Linked DNA regions of Mus musculus: all the other regions are linked to region 3. A link is a contact called in ENCODE Hi-C or POLR2A ChIA-PET data. All regions are on one chromosome and are shown on one strand. Each heading gives the region's core, a stretch centred on a gene start or an enhancer-like site at or near the end of the contact. The rest is flanking DNA. Distances are from core to core; before and after follow the strand shown. Region 1 holds the start of Rab4b (RAB4B, member RAS oncogene family). Region 2 holds the start of Ltbp4 (latent transforming growth factor beta binding protein 4). Region 3 holds the start of Numbl (numb-like).

Region 1 (3,779 bases), core at 1-2,500, 80 kb after region 3:
TAGTTCCTTTATTTGCTTACCTGTTTATGAGAAGTAATTATTTTTGTTGTTGGTATGTACCCAAGCTGGCCTCAAAATCACTAGCCTCCAGTTTCAGCCTCCTGAGGGCTGCTGAGTTTACAGGCCCTGCCCAGTGCTGAGTGATCTCTAATTGGGAAATGGCAGAGGGTGCAGTACTGGAAGCTAATGTGTTCATTTCTGGGTGATCAAACCTAGTCCTTGCAGCTATAACTTTGTTAGAACCACTAGGCGCATTGCAATGTCATCACTGGTTGGTTTTCTATCTACTCTTTTTCAGCAATGGGATTTCTACTGCCAGTGAGCTCAGCCTACCGCTATCCCTGCAGTTACCCTTCCGGCTCTATGCAAATACAGCAGCCAATGGCAAACTATTTGTCTCTTTGGTTTTTGGGGTTGGGTGGGTATGTGCAAAGAATGTTTCACGGGTTTCTGAATATAGCCAATTAATGCCCTGAATGTTGTAACGTCAGTGGCTACTAGGCAGAATTTCACTTTGCAAGCCCTTTGCTCCAAGGTAAGGTTTGGGACCCCCAAGCAAGGGGGTAAACAGTACAATATATGTACGCTTTCCTCTCTTTTAAAGGGAGTTGAATCATTGGTATGAGCCAATAGATCCCGAGAAGCGCATAGAACGTACAGTTTTTTTGTTTTGTCTTTGTTTTGAGGGTTTCTCTATGTAGGCCCTGACTGTTCTGAAACTCACTATGTAGACCAGGTTGGCCTTGAACTCAGCGATACATCTGCCTCTGCTTCCTGAGTACTGGGGTTGAAAGCATGCGCGACCCCAGAGCCCGACCAACAGAGGTTTTTCTTGTAGATAGGGATAAATGTGCGCGTGTCCTCAGCTTTCCTCTTTCCGGTCTATGGGGTTAGAAATTACACTCAGCAGCCTGAGATCCATTCTTCCAACTCTGTCCATCCTGCCCTTGCTCCTTCTTGGCATTCTTGTCCCCGCCCCGTGCCTACGTATAACCAATACGGAGTCTAGTCTCTGCTCCCCGATATTTGACCAAATCCGTTCCACCGCTAGGGCAGCATCTCTGCCTCCGCCCTCTCCCACTTGCTCCACCAATCGCTCTTCTATGTCACGCCCCTTTTGACTCGGCCCCTCTCATGCCACCAATCCGCGCCGCTTATCCCGCCCACTGCCTCCTGAATCCACCAATCACTGCGTTGGGCGAGCGTGGCCTGGTATCCGCAGCTCCGGAGGCTCGCGCGGGAGGGGGGGGGGCGGTGAAGGCGGAAGTGGCGGCGCCGGGTCCAGAAGTGGAAAGGAGCTGAGGCTGCAGCCCGAGTGGAGCGGCTGCCAGCCGAGGAACAGGCGCGGCTGCGGCGCCATATTGCGGCCCTCAGCGGTCGCCACTGAGCCATGGCCGAGACCTACGGTGAGGCTGATGGGCCGAAGCAGGGGGGGCTGGGCCCGTAGTGGATGTGGATGTGGAAGTGGGGCGGGGCTTTCTGGTCAGGTGGGCGGGGTCTGCCCGGATACGGGGCAGGGCTAAGTGGGTCTGGGGCTGAGCTAATCGATTTGGGTGGAGCTTGAAGAGGCCGCTGTACGGGTTAAAAAGATCTAGGGCGGGATTTAAGGGACCTAGTCTTGGTAGATTAGGGTAGGGGGTAGGCCTTGAAGAGGGAAGCAAGCCTTCCTGGGCGGAGCATGAGTGGATAGGGCGGGGCTGACGGTGACCAGCAAGGGTCAGGTTTTATGGACTACAGAGAGAGCCTCACAGATGCTGTGCACCCTGCACACTCTGTGGGCTGATCTGGTTTGAGAGGGCTGGAGTGATGTTCTTGAGTTATAGATTTGAAACTTAGCGTCAAGAAATGCGGCATAAGTTTAAGGATAGAGGCCAGGGGTTCTGGACAGAGGATGGGGAGACAAGGTTCAGAGTTAGGCAATCAGTATGGATGTACAGTGTCAGGTGGGTAGAGGTAGGTTGGAAGGCAGTAGAAATCTCTGACGACAATCAGAGACAGCTCCATTCATTGAACACTCATAGAAAAGCCACAGAATCTGGTGCACACTTACCAGAGGAGGTAACCAGTTTAGGACATAGGCCCAACGTCAGAGGCCTTGACAGAGTGAATGAGTGAGAGGGGGTAGGAGGTGAAGTGAAGAGGAATGGAGGTCAGATTTAATTCTTGTTGAAATGGCTTTTGAAATGCATCAGGTAAGGTCTTGCATTGTGGAGACCTTTAGTTTGGGTTTGTAGCTTAGCTGTGCCTAGCTGTGTAGTCTTGCTTTCGTCAGTTAACCTCTCTGGCCTCATTTTCCTAGTCTGGAAAGTAGAAGTCCTTAGTATACTTCCTTCTTTCCTTTTTAAATATTTATTTAATGTATATGAGTACATTGTAGCCGTATTCAGAGCCACCAGAAGAGGGCATTGGATCCCATTATAGATGGTTGTAAGCCACCATGAGGTTGCTGGGAATTGAATTCAGGACCTCTGGAAGAGCAGTCATTGCTCTCAACTGCTGAGCCATCTCTTGAGCTGTATAATTTTATCTTTAGAGCTTTATTTATGATTAAATGAGTCTTTAGGACTGTGATGGGCATGTATATGGTAAACACTATATAAAAATAATTTTGTGTGCTATAACCCTCTCATTTGGGAAACCGAGGCAGGAAGACTGCTTCAAGTTAGAGGTCAGCCTGGACTACAGAGTAATACTCTTTTTCTTTTCTTTCTTTCTTTCTTTCTTTTTTTTTTTAAGACAGGGTTTCTCTGTGCAGTCCTGGCTGTCTTGGAATTCACTCTGTAGACCAGGCTGACCTCGAACTCAGAAATCCACCTGCCTCTGCCTCCCAAGTGCTGGGATTAAAGGCGTGCGCCACCACTGCCTGGCCAAAGTAATACTCTTAAAATAAGAAAAAGAGAAAGAAAGAAAAGTGCAGTGTGCTGGCACTTCCAGCAGTGGGTAGGCTGGGGCAGCAGGATTGCAGTTCAAGACCAGATAGTGAGTCCCTGAGTAGGAAAAAGACAGACAGACAGACAGACAGCAGTGGGTAGGCTGGGGCAGCAGGATTGCAGTTCAAGACCAGATAGTGAGTCCCTGAGTAGGAAAAAGACAGACAGACAGACAGACAGACAGGAAGGAAGGAAGAAAGTAGAGGATGGCAGCACAGTCTTTTAGAGGCTGAGGTAGGAGGAGTGCTTGGAGTTTGAGGACAGCGAGGTTAGTCTGGAATACATAGTGAAGCTTTGTTTCGAATATCAGTAATAATAATGAAAAAAGAAAAAAGAGTCCTCTTGAGCCCAGTAGTGGTGCACACCTTTAATCCCAGCGCCCAGGAGGGCAGAAGAGGCAGGGGAATCTTTGAGTTTCAGGCCAGCCTAGTCTACAAAGTGAGTTCCAGGACAGCCAGGGCTATACAGAGAAACCCTGTCTCAAAAAAAAAAAAAAAAAAAAAAAAAAAATCATCTTGGGCTAGGTTGGCTAGCATGCAGGATTTCCCAAGTTCTATCAACAGCCCTGCAGACTTCTGGATTTTTTTCTTTTTTTAAGTTTTCCTGTTTTCTTTTCTTTCTTTCTTTTCTTTTTTTAAATGCATGCTGTATTTATACTTTTGTGTAAAAGTATACTTTTTTATTATTATACATAAGTACACTCTAGCTGTCTTCAGACACACCAGAAGAGGGCATCAGATCTCATTACAGATGGTTGTGAGCCACCATGTGGTTGCTGGGATTTGAACTCAGGACCTCTGGAAGAACAGTTAGTGCTCTTACTTGCTGAGCCATCTCACCAGCCCAAAA
Region 2 (4,047 bases), core at 285-2,784, 75 kb before region 3:
TCTCATATCGCTTCTCTTTCCATACCCTTTTTTTTTTTTTCTTCTTCCATAGTCCTTTCTCTGAAAGTATTTCTCTAAAGATATCCCAAGCCTTGCTCCCAATAAAAGGGCTGGGGGCAATGTTGGGCAAACCCACTCCTGGAAGTGCTCCTGGCTTAGGAGGGTTCCCCCCCCCCTTGAGGTGAGGAGGCCAATTTAATAGTAGTGACAGCCTCTTCCACCCTCTTCCACCTAGTTTGCAGGAGGCCCGAGCTCTGCTGAGGCAAAGGCGGCCCCGAGGGCCGTGGGCCCGGGCATTGCTGAAAAGAAGGCCCCCACATCGCGCCCCTGCCGGCCAGGCCCGGGGTAAGAACATCCGCCCTTCCTCCGTGTAGGGGGTGGAGGGGGGTGGTTCCGGGCCAGATAAAGCCGTCTGGTTCCCACGGTGCTGCCGCCGCCTACCAGTCCCCTATTGTAGCTTGGTCCACCCCACTCCCCAGGATGCGGCCACCTCTAGGGACCCCTGCGTCCGGCAGTATGAGGTGAGCCAGGGACAGAACTAGACGCAGGCCAAAGGCGCTGACCCATCAGGGTGGGGCCGGGAAGCCAGGCGTCCGGGCTCCCGTGGCTGAAGAGGGGGGCAACTCGCCCAGCAGAGAGCGAGGCTGAACCAGTCCAGACAACAAAAGCGATTGTGCGGGTTGGCGCCTGCCCCGGCACAAAATGCCCAAGATTGCGGGACGGCTGGGGGCCAAAGACCTTTCCCTCTTACATGCCAGACCGTCCCTTGACCCTACTTTTACTACAGCCCGGTACCCCAGATTAGAGCACTCTATAGACTCAACTACCCTCAGAAGCCCTCTCCTGCTGTGTGGCCTTCAGCCCAGATGCATCCCCCTCCTTCCTAAGGTTTTCCAGATGTGTGCCCCAGGCCAGATGTGAGGACCCCCGCCCACAGCTTTATTCATTCTGACCTCTCCCACCAGGTGTAGAGAGTCTTGGTGTGCTGTGGCGTCTTCAGGTGTAAGCGCCTTAGTCTCCTCTCCAGAATTCAGCTCCTCTAATTCCTTTATGTGTCCTGTACACCGACCCTTCTCGTCACCCACAGATGTACCATCTTGCTGCCCAAATGTGCCATCCTTGTCCTCTATCTAGATGAAGCCTCTTCCCCCCCACCCCCTACCCCCGTGCCTGGTCAGAGGATCAGTCTTCAGCTGGCTCCCCAAATGCGGCCCCCATTACTCTAATGGATTTCCTCTCAATGGATTCAACTCTCTCTGGGAGCAAACCCGCCCGCCCCCACCTGTTCCCTTCCCTGCTACTCCCCATAGGCCCCATCCACTTGTTGGAGCACGGGTGGGAGCAGAGGGGGCGCCCTCCCCTCCCCCCTGCGAGTCTAGCGCCCAGCCTTCGCGCCTCTGGCTAAGCGCCCAGCCCCACGCGCCCCCGCGCGGCCGCCCGGGAGGGAGCGATGGGGAGGGGGGGCTGAGCGGGGGCGCGGCCGCCCTCCCCCGCGGGCGGGCGGGCGAGCGGGCGGGCGCGGCCGGGCCCCTCGGGCGGGCTGGGGCGGCGGCGCGGTGGAGCGCGGCGCTGCAGCCATGGCGGGCGGCGCGCAGCTGCTCTGGGTGTCGCTATTGGTGCTGCTGGCGCAGCTGGGGCCGCAGCCCGTACTGGGCCGACCCCGAGAGCGTCTTCGCGTGCGCTTCACCCCCGCTGTGTGCGGCCTGCGTTGCATCCACGGGCCCACTGGCTCCCGCTGTACCCCGACCTGCGCGCCCCGCAACGCCACCAGCGTGGACAGCGGCGCGCCCGGCGGGGCGGCCCCGGGGGGACCCGGCTTCCGCGCCTGTGAGTGCGGGATGGTGCTCCCAAGGGAGGAGTGCCCGGAGGGAGGACCCTGGAGACAATGCCTTAGGGAGCAGGAGCCCAGATTCCATGTACAGAAATGCTGGGGACTCCGTGGGGTCTTTGAGGAAGGGGGCTCTGAATTCCTTATTTGGGGAGTGGATCTCCAGGGCGCTGATTTCAGGAGCATTGAGTGTTTTTGGAACTGTGGTGTCCCACGTGAACGGACTGAGACTAGCTTTCATCCCTTTCAGTCAAGGCGAGGATCTTAGGATCTGGGAACTTTTGAGATGGGGCCCAAATTCGCAGACTGTGCGTAGTGGGTCAGCAAGGAGTGTTTCAGAGTCGCATGGGGTGGTGGGGCATATCTCAAGTTTCTAGGTCTGTCTTTGAGTGGGGGAAGACTAGGAAAGTCTGGCATGGGACTGCTTGTGATGAAGAGCTAAGCGGGAGGGGACCCAGGAAAGACGGGGTGCCTTTCGGCAAGACCTGAGTTACAGCGGTTCCACGTGCGACAGATATCCAGATAGGAGGCCTGAGGAAAGGGCGCCCCCTGGGGGAGGAAGGGACCGGCTTGCGCTTCAGCTTCCTCTAGACAAGGGGAGCATTCTGGGGTTCAGGTGAGGTCAGGAGGGTGCGCCACCTGCTAGCCCAGAGTGTGGGGATGGACTTGGGGGTCGGGTTTTCATTGCTTCTCACCCCTTACGCCCTCCGGAATGGGGAGTGGGGCCCCTGGCGCCGAGAACTCGCCCAGGCTGGCCCCCAGCCAGCCCAACCCGGCCGGCGTGAGCTCATCTCCCGCCCGAGCCCCCGCCCGCTACCACTCCCTCTCTCCGCCCCTTCCTCCCTCCTTCCTTCACTCTCTCCCGGCCCAGCCCCAACTCGCCCGTGCCAGGCGCCGTGCCCAGACGGGTGCCAAACCCCTGGAGGCACAAGGAGGAACATGTGAAGGCGGGCTGACCTCGGCAAGACCCCTATGTCCTTAGCTTCCTGTTCTTCCAATGTTGTGGGACATGAAGTTAGTTTTGCCCATTTAGCAGCAAGCCCTCTGATATGGGCACCCTGAGCTGGGAGTCTGTATTCAAGGCAAGGGCAGGCAGTGAAATGACTTAAGAGACTAAGAAATGCCCCTAAACGTGGTGGCTTCCTCCCATCTGAGACACTTCCATTTTTCCAATCTTGCTTCTTTGCTGAGCCCTTCTTAAGCTCTGCCCTTAAAAAAAAAAAAAAAATTAAGGTACCTGGAGTCCAGGTTTAACGCTCCTGACAGGAAATCCGGGTTTTTGGATCCCGGATCCAAAGGTCCCTCTTCACCCAGGGGCAAACACTACAGGAACTCCTCCAGCCCAGTTTCTTCTCCCTCTTTGGAGGTACTCCTCCAAGCTGCGCCCCTCCCAGGAGAATTCTAATATTGTCACCCAGCGGCTTCTCGCTTCCCCTGAAACATTCAAGCATGAGCCTTAAGTGGAGATACTTCTCCCCCTCCAACATCTCCCCCGATTCTCTTCCCACGTAGCTTCATTTTTCCTTCTCTTTCTAAGGTAGCCTTCCCAGACCTATCCACACAGGGCCATTAATCAAGACTCGGGGCAACCAGATCCTTGGCTAGGGAGGAGTAGGACTTTCCAGCGATTCCTAAGGTCCCCGCAACTTGAGAGTTTTAACGTGCTAGAAACGATCAGACTCCACTTCTCCTTGTCCTCAGCTCCCTCACATGGGCCACACCCCCGCCTCCAGAAAGTACTAGTCCTGTTTTCTAGGCAACTCTCCGAAAGGACTTGAAAGACTCTTGGTTGAGAGCCTAGATTTGTTCTGAGCTAGCCTCACCCTGCCTCCTAGAAAACTTGGGTTTTCTTTGAACCTCAGAGTACTGCCTCCATGCTCATATCTTCCAAAGACGCCTGTCCCTTGATTCGTCTAGACTGAGGTGGCTCCCCTCTGCCTCCTTTTGTATGGCTGTGGCTCAGAAAATCACACACACACACACACACACACCTCCCAGGACAGCCCGGGCTGTCTGCTCCCTCCTTCCCCTGAGTGCAGCTGTCTCCAGCTGTTTTCGGCAGCCCCATGGGAGGAAGGGAGGGGGGTGCCCTCGAAAGACACGTCCGGCCTCCTTTGGCTCAGCAGTCCGGGGCTCCCCAAGGGTCCGGAATGCGGAGACGACGCCCTGCCTCCGCTGCACCCCTTTCTTTGTTTACCCCACCGCACAGCTGGCAGTGC
Region 3 (4,218 bases), core at 1,656-4,155:
ACCTACACATACCAACAGCTGATATTGTTCACTCATTTTCTTAACTATGTACAATGACTTGGGCCAGGCACACACAAAAGGCTGATACATGTCCAGCTATACTTCATGACAGCTGTGTCTCCTCAGGCAGCCACACTAGCAGAAACACATCCAGAGTGGTCACCGATTTGGTCACACAGTGACACAGTGTCATCTGCATATGCCCCCATGCCTACCTGGACTGAGGCACACACTGGTCTTAATAAGCACCCCTACCTCCCATCCCAGCATACACAAGGACCACTCAACCTCAGACAGTGGCAGCCACACCAACACACCTTTTTGGATGCCATACTTTCAGCGTCACATAATACTAGTGACACACATTTGGTCATTATATCCATTACATAGTCCTCTGTGACAGCCACTCTTGTGTATACACTAGTCTTTATACACAGCTACACAGTACAGATGCTGATGGCCACAGCCTGAGCATTACAGACATAGCATGCAAGCAGCCAAAGAGGGGAGTGGGGAGGGGAGAGGAGCAAGGATGGCTGCCCTCAGACTGTCACATACATTCCAGAAACAGTTGTGTATGCCGTCACTCAGCATCAGTGCCCACGGTGCCCGGCCATCTGTCACGTTGGTGTCCCACACACAGCACTACCACGTCACCCTATCACAGATAAACAGTCTCCATGAGGATTCACGTCACATAGACAAGAATGTGGCCACATGTAATCAGTCACTAGCATGGCACGTGGACAGATATACAAAGTCACAGCCTCACTAATACTCAAAACCTCACCCATAGACACTTAACACACACCGTTCAGTTCCCCACACCAGAAGTACACAGTTGGGTATACGCATAAACGGAATGGCCCACACGCAGCATTTACAGCATTATACTGCTTATAGAGGAAAATATGGTCCCAGACATGGCCATGTGCACAGTCATGACATCACCAGATCACATAGGCACATATGCACACACACTTTCACAGTCTAGGACACCAGCATGGAGTCACCCAGGGTAACAGGTAAGTGGGTCACACATACACACAGAGGAAATAGAAGCCAATCCCATACACACCCCTGGCACACAGGCAACATCCACAGCTTGAGTCCCACACAATTAATCTTTTGTAATAGACTAGAGTTTCAGAGAAGTCAGATTCGCAACTCAAATCACACACAGGAGGCTGTAGTGCACACTCGGTGTCACACGGCTAGGTGGACAGTCACTTATGCAACCCCAGTCACATACACAGACATGGCAAGGAACACACAACCACCGTCATATACACTGCCTTCCCAGAGGTCCAGCCCCACAGGCACGATGTGACTTCAAATACAATGGCAGTCGCACACCCAGAGTCGCAATGAACACAGTACAAAAATCAGACATAAGCACAACATTGTGTCACACATGGTCAGAGTCACAATTCTACTTACACACAGTTACAGCTCCACCCACATCTTCAGTCAGCCACACAGAAGTCCAACCTCAAACCCAACACAGATGTTGACACATACCAAGGTACATACACACAGGGTCTCACAAAAAGACATATGCATATCTATTTAAACACAGTCTAAAAAGTACAGGAGTCTGAACAGTGAACGGCTGCCATCACATCCACGGTCACACACACACACACACACACACACACACCAGACATCACCACATCCAACCACAAGCATGCAGGCAGACAACGCAGGATACCTCATCCTTGCCAGCTGTAATGCAAGCACACACACAGCTACAGTCACACAAACACCAGATCACACTTCTAGCCACATCCCCAACCCTTACACACACACACACACACACACACACACACACAACCACACAAAGCCGCTGGTCACCACAGAGGCTACAGACAGGTTTCCACCCGTCTCTGGGGAGCCGCCCCCAGCCCAGGCTGAATCCTGGAGCCTGGGGGGCAAGGGAAAGCTGAGCATTGTCTCCGGGTGGGGCCTCTCTTAGACGCTGAGCAGCCCTAGGGACAAAAGGGGTGGCCTAGGAGACCAATGTCTTGAGACCCCTGACTAAGCATGGGGTGGAGGTGGGGTAGGGGAATGCCTGAAATTCTCCTTATTTTATTCACGCTGGGGTGGAGTTTCAGACACAGAGACCTTGTTCTGAGAAGGGGATTTGCCTGGGACACCGCCCAAGGGCTTGGGGGGACAGGCTGGATCCAGGACCCCAGGGAGTAGACAGTACTTGGAAACCGCCCCCCCATCCCCCAGAGCCTTAGCCTTGGCAGCTCTATCCAGGGACTTCATCTTCAAGACATCGCCCAGGGGGCTGTTGTGCTCAAAGAAACCCTCTAGCAGGGAAGAGTACTGATTTTGTCTGGAATCGGCTCAGTTAAGGCCTCAGCTTGATAAAGGGGACCGTATCCGGACCCTGAACGCCAAACCTTGCCCAGGGAGTTTTACCTAGAATTTATGTAGCCCTGTCCATGATTTGGGGGGAATCTGTATTCCAGGATCCCTATTTTCAGGGCCTTCGCAGAGATGGCCTGTGCTGGACCAGACCCCAGTCTGGCAGGTTTGGGATTGCCAGGAACCTGTTCCCGGACCCCCACCCAGGACCACCCTTTCCAGCCTTGGCATCTTCTCTCCATCCGGGCGCTGCTGCCGCCTCCCACCCTTCGCCACATCAGCAGCGGCGCCGCCCCCGGCCCGAGCCCCCCGAGCCCGCCCTTCTCACGCTGGCCGCCGCGCTGCGGGACATCCAGGGCCCGGGCGCCCCCGCCTCCCGCGGCCCCGGTTGGGCCCGGCTTCCCGAGTGCTGCTGCTGCTGTGGTGGCGGCGGCTCGGTCTGACGCGGGCCCGGCCCGGGGCCGGCGGCTGGTGCGGGATGCAAGCGCGCGAGCCAGCTCGGCTCCCGGGAGGATTCCGTTCCGGGGGCGGGGGAGCATCCCTCCCTCGGCGCCCCGCCCCGACCCCGCCCATTGGCCCGCCGCCTGCTGTATATGCAAAAGATAACCCCGCCCTCCCGCAGACCACGCCCCCACATAAACACTACCGGGTCTCCTCCCAAGCAAAGGCCGGCCCGCCCCGCCCCTTGGTCTGGCCTTGCGGGAACCTGCACGCATCCCTAGAGGAGTGCCTCTCAGGTTGAGGCGCAGGTTCTATTTGCTTCCATAACCCCTGACCTCAGATCCCCTATGGTTCTGCTTCTGAAGAATTGCTTTGGGAGGCGCCTCGTCCTCAAATCTTGCTTAACCCCACGGTTCTCCCAGCCCGGCGGGGGCGGGCAGAAGCGGTGACGAGGCACTTTTTGCAGGCGAGGGGAGGGGAGAGGAGGGGAAGGAAAAGAAACAGACCCTGGAGTCCTGGAGGGAGATCACTCTGGCTTGCGAGAAGTGGGCATTGGGTTAGACCAGGTCCTAGTTCTGGACTCAGCTGCACCCCTACCCCTGTCCTGTAGGTTTGGCAGAGCAGCTGTTAGGGGCATTAGGGCCCATTAGCAAAGGCGAGGTTGTCAGGAACAGGAGGGAGCCTGAAGCTGGGGGGTGGGGGGGGGGGCGAGTATGTGATAGAAGGGTACTTCTCAGCTGCCACAGCCCTTGGAGCAGGTGGTCAGCACGTGGGGGGGGGGGCGGAGGAGGTTCCCTGCAACAGATGGCCCTAGACAAGGGGGTGGGGTGGGGGGTCTGGCCATCTGCACCTGGAGCTGCCTGTGAGCTCCTCCCCCTTAGCACAGAGAGAAAAGAACTGGGGGCAGGGAAAGGGTGCCTTTATTCGGAGGAAAGGATCAGCACCCACCCCCACCCTCCAATACACAGGCTGGAACCCGGGAAGAAGGCAGCTGGTAGAGGAGCAAGGGAGGCAAAGGTGAGGACCGCCCCCAACAGCCACCATCTCCCCTGCAGATCCTGGAAGACCTGGGGCCGAGGGGCGTCTCCTTCACATGAGAGTGGACCCAAGGCTCACTTAGATGGTGGCAGGATTCTGCTGGCTCCTAGCCTCAGAATTCAAGGTTGCTCACTTAGGATCAGGGAGCTAACTCCAGGGGCCCAAAGATCCAAGGCAAGAAACTAGGTTCTGGAGACCAAGAAAGAGGAGGAGGGGACTGCCTGCTGTGGAGCTGGTATCCCTGGATGGAATCTGTCATGGTGGGGTCGGCAGGGAGGTCCCTAGTCAGGAGGCTGCTGGCAGCGGCAGTGTCTGGCGACTGGCCCAGTAGCGGTGGTAGGTATCTTGGAAGAGGTCCCGGCA

What was found. Hi-C counts contacts between places; a loop is a spot of excess contacts on that map. ChIA-PET counts read pairs that join two places held with the same protein, here RNA polymerase II (POLR2A).
Region 1: POLR2A ChIA-PET joins it to region 3 with 14 read pairs in embryonic stem cell. The contact joins the promoter of Rab4b here to the promoter of Numbl in region 3. A Hi-C loop is called at or near these places in 1 of 37 maps with a recorded cell type or tissue (gastrocnemius). POLR2A ChIA-PET finds 5 or more read pairs at or near these places in 4 of 5 experiments (Patski and embryonic stem cell).
Region 2: POLR2A ChIA-PET joins it to region 3 with 10 read pairs in embryonic stem cell. The contact joins the promoter of Ltbp4 here to the promoter of Numbl in region 3. A Hi-C loop is called at or near these places in 1 of 37 maps with a recorded cell type or tissue (T-helper 17 cell). POLR2A ChIA-PET finds 5 or more read pairs at or near these places in 3 of 5 experiments (Patski and embryonic stem cell).

The regions. Positions count from the first base shown.
Region 1 is chr7:27,176,354-27,180,132 of GRCm38, reverse strand. Rab4b (RAB4B, member RAS oncogene family) reads left to right here and starts at 1,250. Exons shown (of 8, transcript NM_029391.2): 1 at 1,250-1,406. The coding sequence starts at 1,391. Mia (melanoma inhibitory activity) reads left to right here. Exons shown (of 4, transcript NM_019394.3): 4 at 299-392. The coding sequence ends at 322.
Region 2 is chr7:27,331,135-27,335,181 of GRCm38, reverse strand. It overlaps Ltbp4 (latent transforming growth factor beta binding protein 4), which reads left to right and starts at 1,534. Exons shown (of 30, transcript NM_001113549.1): 1 at 1,534-1,827. The coding sequence starts at 1,578. The region is part of intron 1 of Gm30543 (a long non-coding RNA gene); the gene reads right to left.
Region 3 is chr7:27,257,448-27,261,665 of GRCm38, reverse strand. It overlaps Numbl (numb-like), which reads right to left and starts at 2,905. Exons shown (of 10, transcript NM_010950.2): 1 at 2,705-2,905. The coding sequence starts at 2,728. Coq8b (coenzyme Q8B) reads right to left here. Exons shown (of 15, transcript NM_133770.2): 15 at 3,717-4,218. The coding sequence ends at 4,141.